Regions from separate parts of the Homo sapiens genome. Here region 2 is linked to region 1. A link is a contact called in ENCODE Hi-C or POLR2A ChIA-PET data. All regions are on one chromosome and are shown on one strand. The core of a region is the stretch at or near the end of the contact, and the rest is flanking DNA. Distances in the headings are between cores, read along the strand shown.

Region 1 (6,027 bases), core at 1,816-4,315:
TCTCATTTTAAAAAGAAAAGAGGAATAGTGAGATAAAACATTAAGTATTGGTACATTTAAGAAAAAACTGTATATTGTGAAAAAATGTTTGGCTTTTATAATTGTAATTTTTTAAAAAAAGAATATTTACCATGATTACAGCTGCACTCGCTAAAGTTTTTAAGCAAAATCTATTCTATGTGCTCTGGGAGGTTAAAAGAAAAAAGTGTTTCTATACTTCACTGGCATGCTTTAAATTGTATTTTATTTTTAAATTAAATTAATTTATTATTTATTTTTTGAGACAGGGTCTCGCTCTGTTGCTCAGGCTGGAGTGCAGTGGTGCAATCTCTGCTCACTGCAAACTCTGCCTCCCTGGCTCAAGCTATCCTCCCACCTCAGCCTCCTGAGCAGCTGGTCCAATAGGCACATGCCACCACTCCCAGCTAATTTTTGTTCTTTTGCAAGAGACAAGGTCTCACCATGTTGCTCAGGCTGGTCTCAAACTCCTGGGCTGAAGTGATCCACCTACCTCAGCCTCCCAAAGTGTTGGGATTACAGGTGTGAGCCATTGCGCCCGGCCTAAATTGTATTTTCTTTCTTTATCCTTTTTGTGTATTTGTATTTTATTCTCTTCCCTTAACTTTGCCAGTGAACTCTGCAAACAGCTGCTCCCTGACACTCTCACAGTTATTAATGTGAATTTTTAGTCTTTGTGAATTTGAACAAATGACTATTTTTCTCTTAACTGGTTTCTGATTGATAAAAGCTCAGATTATCTTATCATCTAATACTTTCTGACCTAAACTCGGTACTTTTGTTGATGAAAGTCAATCCCTGTAAGTTAGTCACATTTTCCTCACACACCCCACCTTTTTTTTTTTTTTTTTTTTGGCAGAGGGCAAATATAGAGATGCCACAGTTCTCAGCTGGTGAAACACTGTACTGCTCACAATCTAGCTCTAACATTCTGGCTTGCTGAATAGATTGATAGGTAGGCAGACAGACAAATAACTAGCTCAACAATTCTGTTGCTTCTTGTATTTATTATGATAGCACAATTATTGATTGGGTTTTGATCAGTAGAATAAATAATTAGTACAAATTGGTTTCTAGTGTGACTTTCTTTGCCACCTCTTATTTATACCTGGCTTCGCTAGTATTTCTTTGCCTGTGTGGCATTTTCATCTATTCTCTTTGTTATGTTGATATTTAAGTCCCAGAAAAGAGTGGGTAGGAACCAGAGTAGCTCTCAAGGTGACAGGCAAATCTTCTAAGTGAAAAAAACCATTTTTCACTTTTATTAATTAAAGATTTGCATTGTTTTTGCTGCTTTCTTTTCACAGTTCAAACAGACAACAATATCAGTGTTACTATAGTTATTTATTTTTTTTGAGATGGAGTCTCGCTCTGTCACCAGGCTGGAGTGCAGTGGCGCAATCTTGGCTCACTGCAATCTCTGCCTCCTAGGTTTAAGTGATCCTCCTGCCTCAGCCTACCGAGTAGCTAGGATTACAGACGTGCACCACCATGCCCCGCTGATTTTTGTATTTTTAGTAGAGACGGGGTTTCGCCATGTTGGCCAGGCTGGTCTCAAACTTCTGACCTCAAGTGATCCGTCCGCCTCGGCCTCTCAAAGTGCTGGAATTATAGACTGTGAGCCACCATGCCTGGCCCAAATATGTGCATTTAAAGCTACAAATTTTCCTTTTACACAGTGTCACTGCATTCCACAAATTTGATATGTTGTATTATTATCTTTTATTTCAAATTATTTTATTTTTATTATTTTTTATTTTTGAGACAGAGTCTTGCTCTGTCGCCCAGGCTGGAGTGCAGTGGCTCCATCTCGGGCACTGCAACCTCCGCTTCCCGGATTCAAGAGATACTCGTGTCTGACCTCAGGTGATCCACCTGCCTTGGCCTCCCAAAGTGTTGGGATTACAAGTGTGAGCCTCCGTGCCCGGCCTCAACTTATTTTTAAATTTCCATTGATCTCTTCTTTGACCTAGAGATTTGGAATTATGTTGCTTAATTTCCAATATTTCCGGAATTTTCTGGCTTGTTTGGGTTGATTTCTAATTTTAATTCTATTGCGGTTAGAGATGATACTCTGATTTCAATCCTCTTAAATTTGAGGCTCACACTGAGGATTAAGTATAAAAAAATTTTTTTTGATACCTGTTTCATGGACTCGCCTCACAAACTTCTGTTTTAAGGTGGGGTAATTATAGTGCGTTCAGGGATGGATTTTTCTTCTGCTTTGGTTATGCATAGAGTGCACTGTGGCCCTTCAACACTATACTCTGAAATCCCACACAGTATTTTCCTCATCTGGAGGTCCTATAGGCTTACACTAGGGAGGAGGATCCAGTTCAGGCCAGCGTAGTCTTCAGCTGCGCCGTGGGACTTTCGGGGGAGCGCCTTTGCCCTCTCAGAACGGCTGGGCGGAACGGTGGGTTTGTGAGCCCTCCAGGCTCAGGGTGGGTCGCTCAGGGGCCATCTGGGGACTTTGGGAAGCAATGAAAGTTGTACCCTAGGATTTTTTTCTACTGGTCTTCTCTTCAGAGGCGAGAAAGCCAAGTTAAGAAAACCCAGACTCAGAAGGAGGTGGAGCGGGACTGCGTTCAGGCAAGGTGGCAGAACGCCTCGCCGTGGACGAAGAGAGCACATCTCTTCTTGCGAGGCCTAAGGAAGTAGGGCTCCCACTCGCCTCGGCAACCCAAGGACCCAGCCAAGGAGAGAGCCTCCAGATGAATCCTTCCTCTCCTCCTTCCTTCCCAGCCGCTCAAACTTTCACAAAGAGGAACTGGGTGCGGTAAAGAGGCCGGACACGGAACCGCTCGTCCGGTGACCGAAGAGACGGCGAGGAGGAGCCCGCGAACCCGCCTCTGTTCAGGCCCCGCCCACTCGACGTAATTTGCCCGCCCCTCTCCACCCTCCGAAGGGTGGAGCCTGAGGCCCCGCCTCCAAGCGGCCTCTCCCCGGAGTGCCTGGCGGCCAGCAGGGCGGGGCAGGAGGCTGGGAGAGGGACGGGTGCGGGGGTGGGGGAGAGGAAGGGAGCGGTCACGTGTGAGGGGCGGCCCGAGGTCACGTGACGGAGCGCCGGAGCGGAGGGAGCCGGGGCTGGGAGTTCTCCTGAGGGAAGAGGAGTGGAGTAGGGGGGACGCGGCGGCGGCGTTGACAATGGTGAGTGCGCGGCGGCCAGCGCGCTCGCCTCCCGCCCTCGTCCCGGAGCGCGCGGCGGGCCGGCCAACCGCGGGCCGGGCGTCGCCGGAGGAGGGGACGGGGGAGCAGGGCGGGGAGCGGGGTTAGGCCTGTCGGGCCACCCCTGGGTCTGGGAAAAGCTGGCGGCGCCACCTCTTCCCGGTCTCGGCGAGGCCCGAGCACCTACGGGCGGCGGCGTGCTCTCCTGGCCATGTCGGAGCCTCTGCCCGCGTTCTTCGACTGCTTGTTGGGGCTCTGGCTGGGGACTCGGACCCCGCCTCTGCGGGGGCTGGTCGCCGCCTCCCCTTCCTAGGTAGCCAGTCCCTGTTCTCCTCCCGGGCAGCCTCTCTTCCATCCAGGTGGGGCGACCCGGGAGCCCCCCACCTCCGGACTCTTCGGGGGACTTGGGCACTCAGTGTGTCACGAACTTGATAAACTCTGATATTTTAAAACCTGACTATGGTGACATTCTTTGATTTCATGACCCCAGTTCAGGCTTTCTGTTGACACTTGTAAAATGGGAGAGAAAAATAAAAGGACGTTGGAATGGGGGATATCTTTAACTCCAGAGACACCCGTTTGGTGCCCGCCGTTTTAAGCATTGGCTCTCATTTCCGTCCGCAAGCTATTTCGCTGAACTTAACGCTCTGGGTTGTTGAAACGGCCTATGAGGCAGAGGAGGGAGGGGAATCAGTGCTCTCACCACAGTCCGCGGAAGCACTAGCCTGGGCATTGTGGTATTTAGCTGGGTGTCGGCAGTCTCTAGGTTAGATCTCATTTTACCCATTTTCTGGTAGTAGTCGTCAGTTCTCTTCATTTAGCGCCTACTGTATGCTCTCCTAATACTACCTGCTCTTCCCAAAGCTCACTGATTCAATAGACTGCTTGAGACTTTTGGCTTAAAAGGCCGAGCCAGGTATATTTTTAAAAAGCTACTTTGAATAAATAACTTTTAATTTCAGTAATGATGTTGCTTTCAAAACAAAACAAAACAAAATCCAGACATTCATGTTCATTCTTAGAGCTTTTTTTCTTTCATTCAACAAATAATTGCTCAGGTGTGCCTAGGGGACCCCAGTAAAATGGAAACAGCGCCTACCTGCTCTCGTAGCTTACAATGTAGGGAGAGATAAACATTTATTTGTGTAAATTATTTGTTTAACGTGGAAATTAGAATTGTGACAGATACTAAGAAGGAAGTATTGGGGGACCTTGCCTAGTCAGTGTTAGGGCAGGCTTCTTTAATTGAATATCATTTGAAAAGAAAACTTAAAAGGTCCTCCTATTTTTTGCTTACATTTGTAATTATTACTTTTAATACGCTTTTTTGAATTATGTTCAAGAGCAGTTTATATTTTCAAGTTACCCAAACAGAAACTAAATTGTAAAACTTTAAAACACTGAAATGGTCACAGATGTAATATATGTATGAAAATTTGCTGTTTCATTGCTTGTGTATGGGCTAAGTGAATGAATTTTGAGAGTCAGCCTTCCACCTCAGAAATGCAATGAGTTGCATTTCTTTACATCCACTGGACTTAGTGAAATTCCTTCAGTGGGGACTAAAAAGTTGCCTTTTTATGTATCTACCATGTATTTTTGCTAATTGGTAATGCTCAATATTGGGTTCAGAAATTATATGAAAAATCCTAAATTAACCTAAAGTCAGTGATAGGAGGTTTAGGCCAAGATTAGAAAACTATAAAAACAATTGCTAGCATGTTTTTATAGTCATATATATTGCAGTCCAGTTATTTAAAAGCTCAAGAGTTTTAACTTGCATATTAATAGTTAATCCTGAAAATCGCAATATTCCAAATGCGCCCTTGAAGATATCTTTACCAAAAGAAGTGAGTAGTATTTTTGCACTTAAAAGATCTCACGGGGTGCGGTGGCTCACACCTGTAATCCCAACAATTTGGGAGGCCGAGGTGGGCGGATCACCTTGAAGTCGGGAGTTTGAGACCAGCCTGGCCAACATGGCGAAACCCCGTCTTCACTAAAAATACAAAAACAAAAAAAAATTGGCCAAGTGTGGTGGCGCATTGCTGTAGTCCCACCTACTCGGGAGGCGGAAGTTGCCTGACCAACATGGTGAAACTCCGTCTCAACTAAAAATAAAAAAATTAGGTGTGGCGCACACCTGTAATCCCAGCTACTCAGGAGGCTGAGGCAGGAGAATCAATTGAACCCGGGAGGCAGAGGTTGCAGTGAGCCGAGATCGCGCTGCTGTACTCCAGCCTGGCGACAGAGTGAGACTCCGTCTCAAAAAAAAAAAAAAAAAAAAAAATCTCAAAACTGAATTGCTGTCTGCATCATATCCTAACCCTCAACAAATTTTATTCTCTTTCCTTCTAGTCTTTACCAGCTTGACAGTTGTGTATTTTACTTCCTCTTTAACATATCAGAAGTATTAGAATTTTATTTAGAATAATTAGAAAAAGAATTTAATTTCATTACCCTTTATTTCAAATGACAGAAGTTGCACATCTTAGAAAAAACTTTGAAAGAGAGACTTTGGGTAGAGATCTTTCTCTTTCAGTTCTTTCTAAAAGACAAGCTTTTTTCCTCAGTTATTTTTTTCTTTTTGTTCTCTACCTGTAAAATGTAAGATATCCACAATTTTCTGGAGGTGTTTTTTAGTAAGACTAGTTCTTTTATTATTATTATTATTTTTTGAGACGGAGTCTCGCTCTGTCGCCCAGGCTGGAGTGCAGTGGCGCGATCTTGGCTCACTGCAACTTCCGCCTCCTGAGTAGCTGGGACTACAGGAATGCGCCACCACACCCGGCCAATTTTTTTTTTTTTTTTTTTTTTTTGTATTTTTAGTGGAGACGGGGT
Region 2 (6,027 bases), core at 1,960-4,459, 240 kb after region 1:
TTTTGAAATAGGTTAAGAAACTAGAGAAACATGGGGTGGGAATTTGTACTTAATTCAGTACTTCCATTCCCCTATAGTCAGAAGTAAGAGACTGGGATTGCTTGAAGCTATTTCTGTCTAAGGACTCTGGGGTAGGATAGGGTTTCTTTTGCCTACTCTGCGTATATGGCAGTGGTTGGATGAAGTTTGCATGATTGCTGCTTTCTGGCTGATAACAGCATGTGGCAGGGGGAGGCAGACAGGGCCTACGCCCTGCCAGGAAGCGGGCATGGTATGTGGCTTCCCCTTAACATTTGAATCTCATGTGATACCTGTTGTCTCCCTAAACAGAAAAGGGAGATTTCATTGCCCTGGATCTTGGTGGGTCTTCCTTTCGAATTCTGCGGGTGCAAGTGAATCATGAGAAAAACCAGAATGTTCACATGGAGTCCGAGGTTTATGACACCCCAGAGAACATCGTGCACGGCAGTGGAAGCCAGGTGGGTCCCTGCTCCCTCCGGGTCACCCCGTCGGGCCAGCATCCCCTTGGTTACCTCCAGGAACCAGGCCTCAAAGCACTGGCATCCCAAGCCCCTGGAAGAGGGTTGCTGGAAAGAGTCCCTCATAGATGCATATGTAAAAGGACTCCTGGGCAGAGGATGTGACAGCCTGCATGGGGGCCCTGCTTAAACAGAGGCTCTCCGTCTGGGCAAACTGGTGTAGTGGAAGTGGGCTGCTTGGACTAGCAGAGTCTGGGTTTGAGGAGGGAGGCTCCGCAGCTCTGTTGGGTAAATGCACTCATTCCCTGTGGATCCTGGGGTCGGTTCCCCAGTGCAGGTTTAGCAGAGCCCTGGGTGAAAATGCCCTTTTCTCCTGGTCATTGGCCTCACCCACTTACTGGAGGCCCCGGCCTTGTAGGGTATGGCTGTGGCCTTGTCGGGCAGGAATGAGGTCTCACAGCTCTGGGCTATTTGGGGGCTTCTTGTTACCTGATTTAGAATACCATTGCACAAGCCCTTGGCACAGAAAGCAGAGGAAGCAGGGAAATCACGGTCCCCTCCTTTTACACTCCTGTTGGGGCTCCCCACGCTGGGCCCCCAGGAAGGGCTGCCCTTCCTCCCTGCCCAAGGGGCTGTGGGCATGCCTAGGAAGGGCCTGTCCACCTGCCCCCTCCTCTCTGGGTGCGGGGAGTGGTGGGTCTGTAGCTCACTGAGGACCCTGTGATCAGGGCTCAGGCAGCCCACTGCAGGTTTTCAGTCATTTCTGGGTCCCTAAGCCCGTCGTGGGGCAAGGTGCACTCCTCCTCTCTCCTGTAGACATTCTGGCTCCTCCAGTCTGGCTCGCCTCCTGAGTTGTGGCTGCTGTCCAGCATATGTACTCAGAGCTGGCCAAATGTTTGCTTTAAGGAGGGTGTGCTCACCGCAAGGTTCATGACTAAGATTTCCAGGGAACTCTGGTTCTGGGGTGGACTTCGAGATGAGACCCAGGAGCCTTCTCTTGACTCTACTGTGCTCTTAAGTTCTTGTGGGTGGGACCTGGAGCAAGCCACCAAGCCTTTTCTTTGTCCAAGAGACAAGGGCTAATCCTGGCTAACCTGCTCCCTGGGATTTGGGTTCAGAGCCCTTCAGATTATGTCACAGTGAGTGTCACAGGTGACACTGTCACTAGAGCAGGTGAGCCACTTTATAGTAGGCCACCAAAGCTGGGTGCATCACTACTGGATGGCCCTGCCCAAGGGCTCCCCTGCTACTCCCATTACTGGGGCTGCAGAGACTGGCCCATCCATCTGGCGCCTGCACAAAGGCTGCCAGCTGGTAGGTCTCTTGACCATGCCCAGTTGGCTGCTGCATTGCTTCTCCTTGCAGGTGGCCAGCAGCCCATGGTTTGGCATCCTGCACTTTCTGTTTGGAACACACACTGGCCTATCACTCTGTTTCCCAAGGTCCTTGGGTTGAGCTACCTAAGCCTGGCGCATTCAACACTGAGACTCACCCTGTGCTGCAAACATTCCCTGTGTGTTTTACAAACATTCCCTGTGTGTTTTGGCTTGACCTTTTAGGAGCAAGGTTTGTTAATTAAGGGAGTACCCTCACCTTCTTACCACTGCCCTCTTCGTCTCTCCCAGCCTCTATCCCCATCGTCCCCTCTTCTCAGTCCTAGAATCACTTTATTTCCTACTGTCTCTGTTTCTTCCTCTCCTCCTTTTAAGCAGCCTGAAAAGAGGATGATGACGATAATCATGATAATGTAGTACCATTATAGCAAATTCTTTTTTTTCTTCTTTTTTTTAAGACGGAGTTTTACTCTTGTTGCCCAGGCTGGAGTGCAGTGGCGCGATCTCAGCTCACCACAACCTCCGCCTCCCGGGTTCAAGTGATTCTCCTGCCTCAGCCTCCCAAATAGCTGGAATTACAGGCATGCGCCACCACACCTGACTAATTTTGTATTGTTCGTAGAGATGGGGTTTCTCCATGTTGGTCAGGCTGGTCTGGAACTGCCTGTTCAGGTGTGAGCCACCACACCCAGCCCAGAGCACTTTTAAGCTTTAATAAATTCAGAAGCACAAATGGAACATTCTTAAAATATCACTTACTTAGTTGTGGGAATTTTGAATAGTAAATGTTTTAAGTTTTTGTATTAGCCATCATTTGCCATCTTTAATAAGAGTGACTGAGTCTTTATTTTTATTTTAAATTATTAAAAAAATTTTTTTTTAAAGATGGGATCTTGCCAGGTTGCCCAGGCAGATCTCAAACTCCTGGACTCAAGCGATCCTCCCACTTTAGCCTCCCAAAGTGCTGGATTATAGATGTGAGCCACTATGCCTGGCCATAGTGTGTGTATTTCTCAAATAAAGAGTGTGTTGTCAGGCAAGAAGAGAAAATAATGTTTTTTTTTTTTTTTTTAAGACACTAAAGCTTTGAGTTCAGAGCGGTTAGGTGACTTTTTTTCCTGGTTGATCGCAGACATAGTCTAGCCTGGGGCGGGTCACTTCCTGCCTCTTTGGGCAGGCTTGTCACCCTGGATCACCAGCACTCCAGAAACGGCCTTTCCTTCTCAATGGTGCACTCTGGGGAGTTGTGTTTGGCCTGGATCCGGGAACTGGTGACAGGTCCCATTCATGGGAATCCATTTGAGTTCTGCCCCTTCCTGAGGCAGCCTTCCCTTCACCCGGCCTTCTCTCCCGAGGCTGCAGGAGAGTCTGGAGCCTCCGAGTGCAGATGGCGTGGGGCGCCAGGACCAACTTAGTAATGAGTTTATATCAGTCTGCAATGTAGGTCGCAGGAAGCTTAGCCGGCTTCTCTGGGGAGGGTCATGTGTCAACTCAGCCTAAGATGCCAGCTGCTCTGCAGCCTGAGTAATAGTGACTCAGGGATAGAAGGTCCTACATTAAAATTGACCAGGCGTTCTATTACTCTGGCAACAAAGTCCGACTTTAGAGCTGGCTTGGGGGGGATCTGGGGAAAGATGGGAACAGCAGTAATGACTTCTGGCCCCCTCATGAGGCCCTGCAAGTAAAGCCTTCAGGCAGCTGGCCTTGTCTGGGAGTTCGGGCTGGGGCCACTTCATGTGACTATGGTTTGGCTCTCCTAAGACAGCCTTCTTCTGGGTTCCAAAAAGCTCCATGGCTGTGTCACTGCCATGTGTAAGGGAGGTCTAGTGTCATGAGAGTCATGTGAAAGAGACAAGGGGTTAGCTAGGCTGTGGCATGGCTGCCAAAAGTGTATATATATACGCTCAGGTTGGATTACTAGAGGCAGAGAGATAAAGAAGGGAGGTTCTTAGTTCTACTAACCACTCTTCTGGTTAGAACACACATAGAATATTATCTTCTGTTCTGATTATATTTTGAGACAGGGTCTCACTCTGCTGCCCAGGCTGGAGTGCAGTGGTATGATCATGGCTCACTGTAGCCTCGACCTCCTGGGCTCAGGGGATCATCTCATCTCAGCCTCCCAAGTAGCTAGGACTACAGGCATGTGCCAGCATGCCTGGCTAATTTTTAAGCTTTTTGTAGAGAGGAGGTCTCACTTTGTTGCCCAGGCTGGTGTCAAACTCCTGGGCTCAAGTGATCCTCCTGCCTTGGCCTCCCAAAGTATTGGGATTACAGACGTGAGCCACCATGCCTGGCCCTGGTTATATTTTAGAGATGAAGGGAATTATTAGAGAGATCCAAAAAGATTACCTTAGAGGTGTTGAGCCTCTCCTCATGGGCAGTATTCATGTAGAAGCTAGGGACCCAGTGTTCCAGGCTCTTTCTAGCAGATTCCTAAGATATGTATGTACCTGATAAGTCATAGATAACATGTTATAGCACAGGCAAGCTTAAGCTACAGTGCGGTAGATAAATTGTGGTATATTCATACCAAGGAATACTGTGCGGCAATGAGAATGAACAGTTGTCAAAGACAACTCCGTGGATGACTGTCATCCACATGGTGTCGAGTGAAAGAACACAGACACCAAAGAGCACACACGGTCTCATTTCCCTTTAGACACACCAAACAAACAGGCAGATGTAACTGAGGGTGATAGACGTCGGGGTGGCTGGCAGTTGCCCTTGGGCTGGGTGGTAGCGGTAGTGACTGCAGGGGCAGAAGGGGGCATATTACAGGTGTTTCTCCATCTCGTGTTTCTCCATCTGGGTGCTGGTTACATGGATAGCTGCAGCTTGTGAGAATCCAGTGAACTCTGCACTTAGGATGTGTGTACTTTTTGGGGTATGCATAAGACACTTCAGTAAAAAGTAACATTATGACAGTCTGAATTGTTAAGTCACTCCAGTGGGCTAGAGGCTGTGGAATTGCCCTCAGAGTTTCTGAAATTTTCAGAGAGCGTGGCGTCGGGCGGGGCGGGAAGGCCACTCCACCTGGTGGCTGGTGGAGATCCGTGACCTGTGTGTTATGAAGGCATAGCTGGTTTTCTATTATTTTTCCATTTTTCTCAGTACCCAGATGTTGCATATTAGTGACCACTGAGAGGCCAGTTCTGTTGAAGGCTTTGAATTGCTTCTTAAGAGCTGTACTTGCCCACAGGGTAGCTTTTGAAAAGTGACTCTTCTCTGCATTCACACACAGCATGGCTTTTCAGACAGGGCCACCAGGTCCCAGGAGTACGAGCACTTTGTTTGGGTAGATGTATTCCTTTCTGTGTGTGTGGGAGGGAATGGTTTATATTTTTCTATGAAATGCTAAGCCTGCTTTGGGGCCCCCTGACTGCTCTCATGTTTCCTTCAGCTTTTTGATCATGTTGCTGAGTGCCTGGGAGATTTCATGGAGAAAAGGAAGATCAAGGACAAGAAGTTACCTGTGGGATTCACGTTTTCTTTTCCTTGCCAACAATCCAAAATAGATGAGGTAAGGATGTTCTGGGATTATCGGGCTCTGCAGATGCCCCGGGATGGAAAAGCTAACAAGCCCTTTTCTCCACAACTTTTCCCCTTTGTTGGCAGAATGGTTTGCATGTCTGGTATTTTTAAAGAAACATTTGCAGAAGTTAGTGTGGTATCATGATATAGTGTTTACTTTTTCACTTAAACTTCAGTTATTTATGTATTTTTGGAGACAAATCAGGGTATTTTTGGCCACCAGGTAGACAGAAGCATTTATTAATCTTAGGCAAGCAAAGGAAAATAAAGTAGTTTTAATGGTGGTGGAGAGAGGTGGGAAAGCTCTTTGCCAGAATTGCATGGTGTGATGTTTACCTGGAAACTGCCCTGGTTACTGCGAATATGCTCAGGGCCCTGTCCCTCAGGTGCCAGGGCTGCCTCTCCATAGTGGAGCTGATCAGTGGCTCCAGCCCCAGGGATGCCCTTGGCGACCTCCGAGGTGACTTGTTGTACCCACCTTCCTGTTTGTCATCTATTTGTTTTTTCATTCGTTCATTCATTCAGCAAGGATGGACTGTGATGATAACACTGAACTTCAGCACTGCAGGAATACAAAATAAATACATACAGCCTTGTTCTTTTTTTACATGGAAAGACAGAAACCACACACACCACAAACACAAACCACCCATGAATAAACTTCTAATAATATGAATTCT

The links. A loop is a pair of places that touch in the nucleus more often than their neighbours do. ChIA-PET counts read pairs that join two places held with the same protein, here RNA polymerase II (POLR2A). Pooled maps may share reads with other maps.
Region 2: a loop to region 1 is called in a map of ascending aorta, with 4 times the contacts of the local background. The contact joins the enhancer-like site here to the promoter of VPS26A in region 1. A Hi-C loop is called at or near these places in 1 of 168 maps with a recorded cell type or tissue (ascending aorta) and 6 of 50 pooled maps. POLR2A ChIA-PET finds 5 or more read pairs at or near these places in 1 of 52 experiments (activated CD8-positive, alpha-beta memory T cell).

The regions. Positions count from the first base shown.
Region 1 is chr10:69,121,113-69,127,139 of GRCh38, forward strand. VPS26A (VPS26 retromer complex component A) reads left to right here and starts at 3,066. Exons shown (of 9, transcript NM_004896.5): 1 at 3,066-3,168. The coding sequence starts at 3,166. RefSeq lists enhancers at 2,300-2,659, 3,524-4,030 and a silencer at 2,920-3,319.
Region 2 is chr10:69,359,567-69,365,593 of GRCh38, forward strand. It overlaps HK1 (hexokinase 1), which reads left to right. Exons shown (of 18, transcript NM_000188.3): 3 at 331-479; 4 at 5,217-5,336. Among named protein-coding and RNA genes, the nearest start is that of HK1, 44 kb to the left of the region's middle. Within about 2 kb of position 3,210, at least 20 of the 41 ENCODE cell types and tissues checked have a DNase peak (open chromatin) inside an H3K27ac peak, as active enhancers do; they include ascending aorta, where a contact is called at or near this core.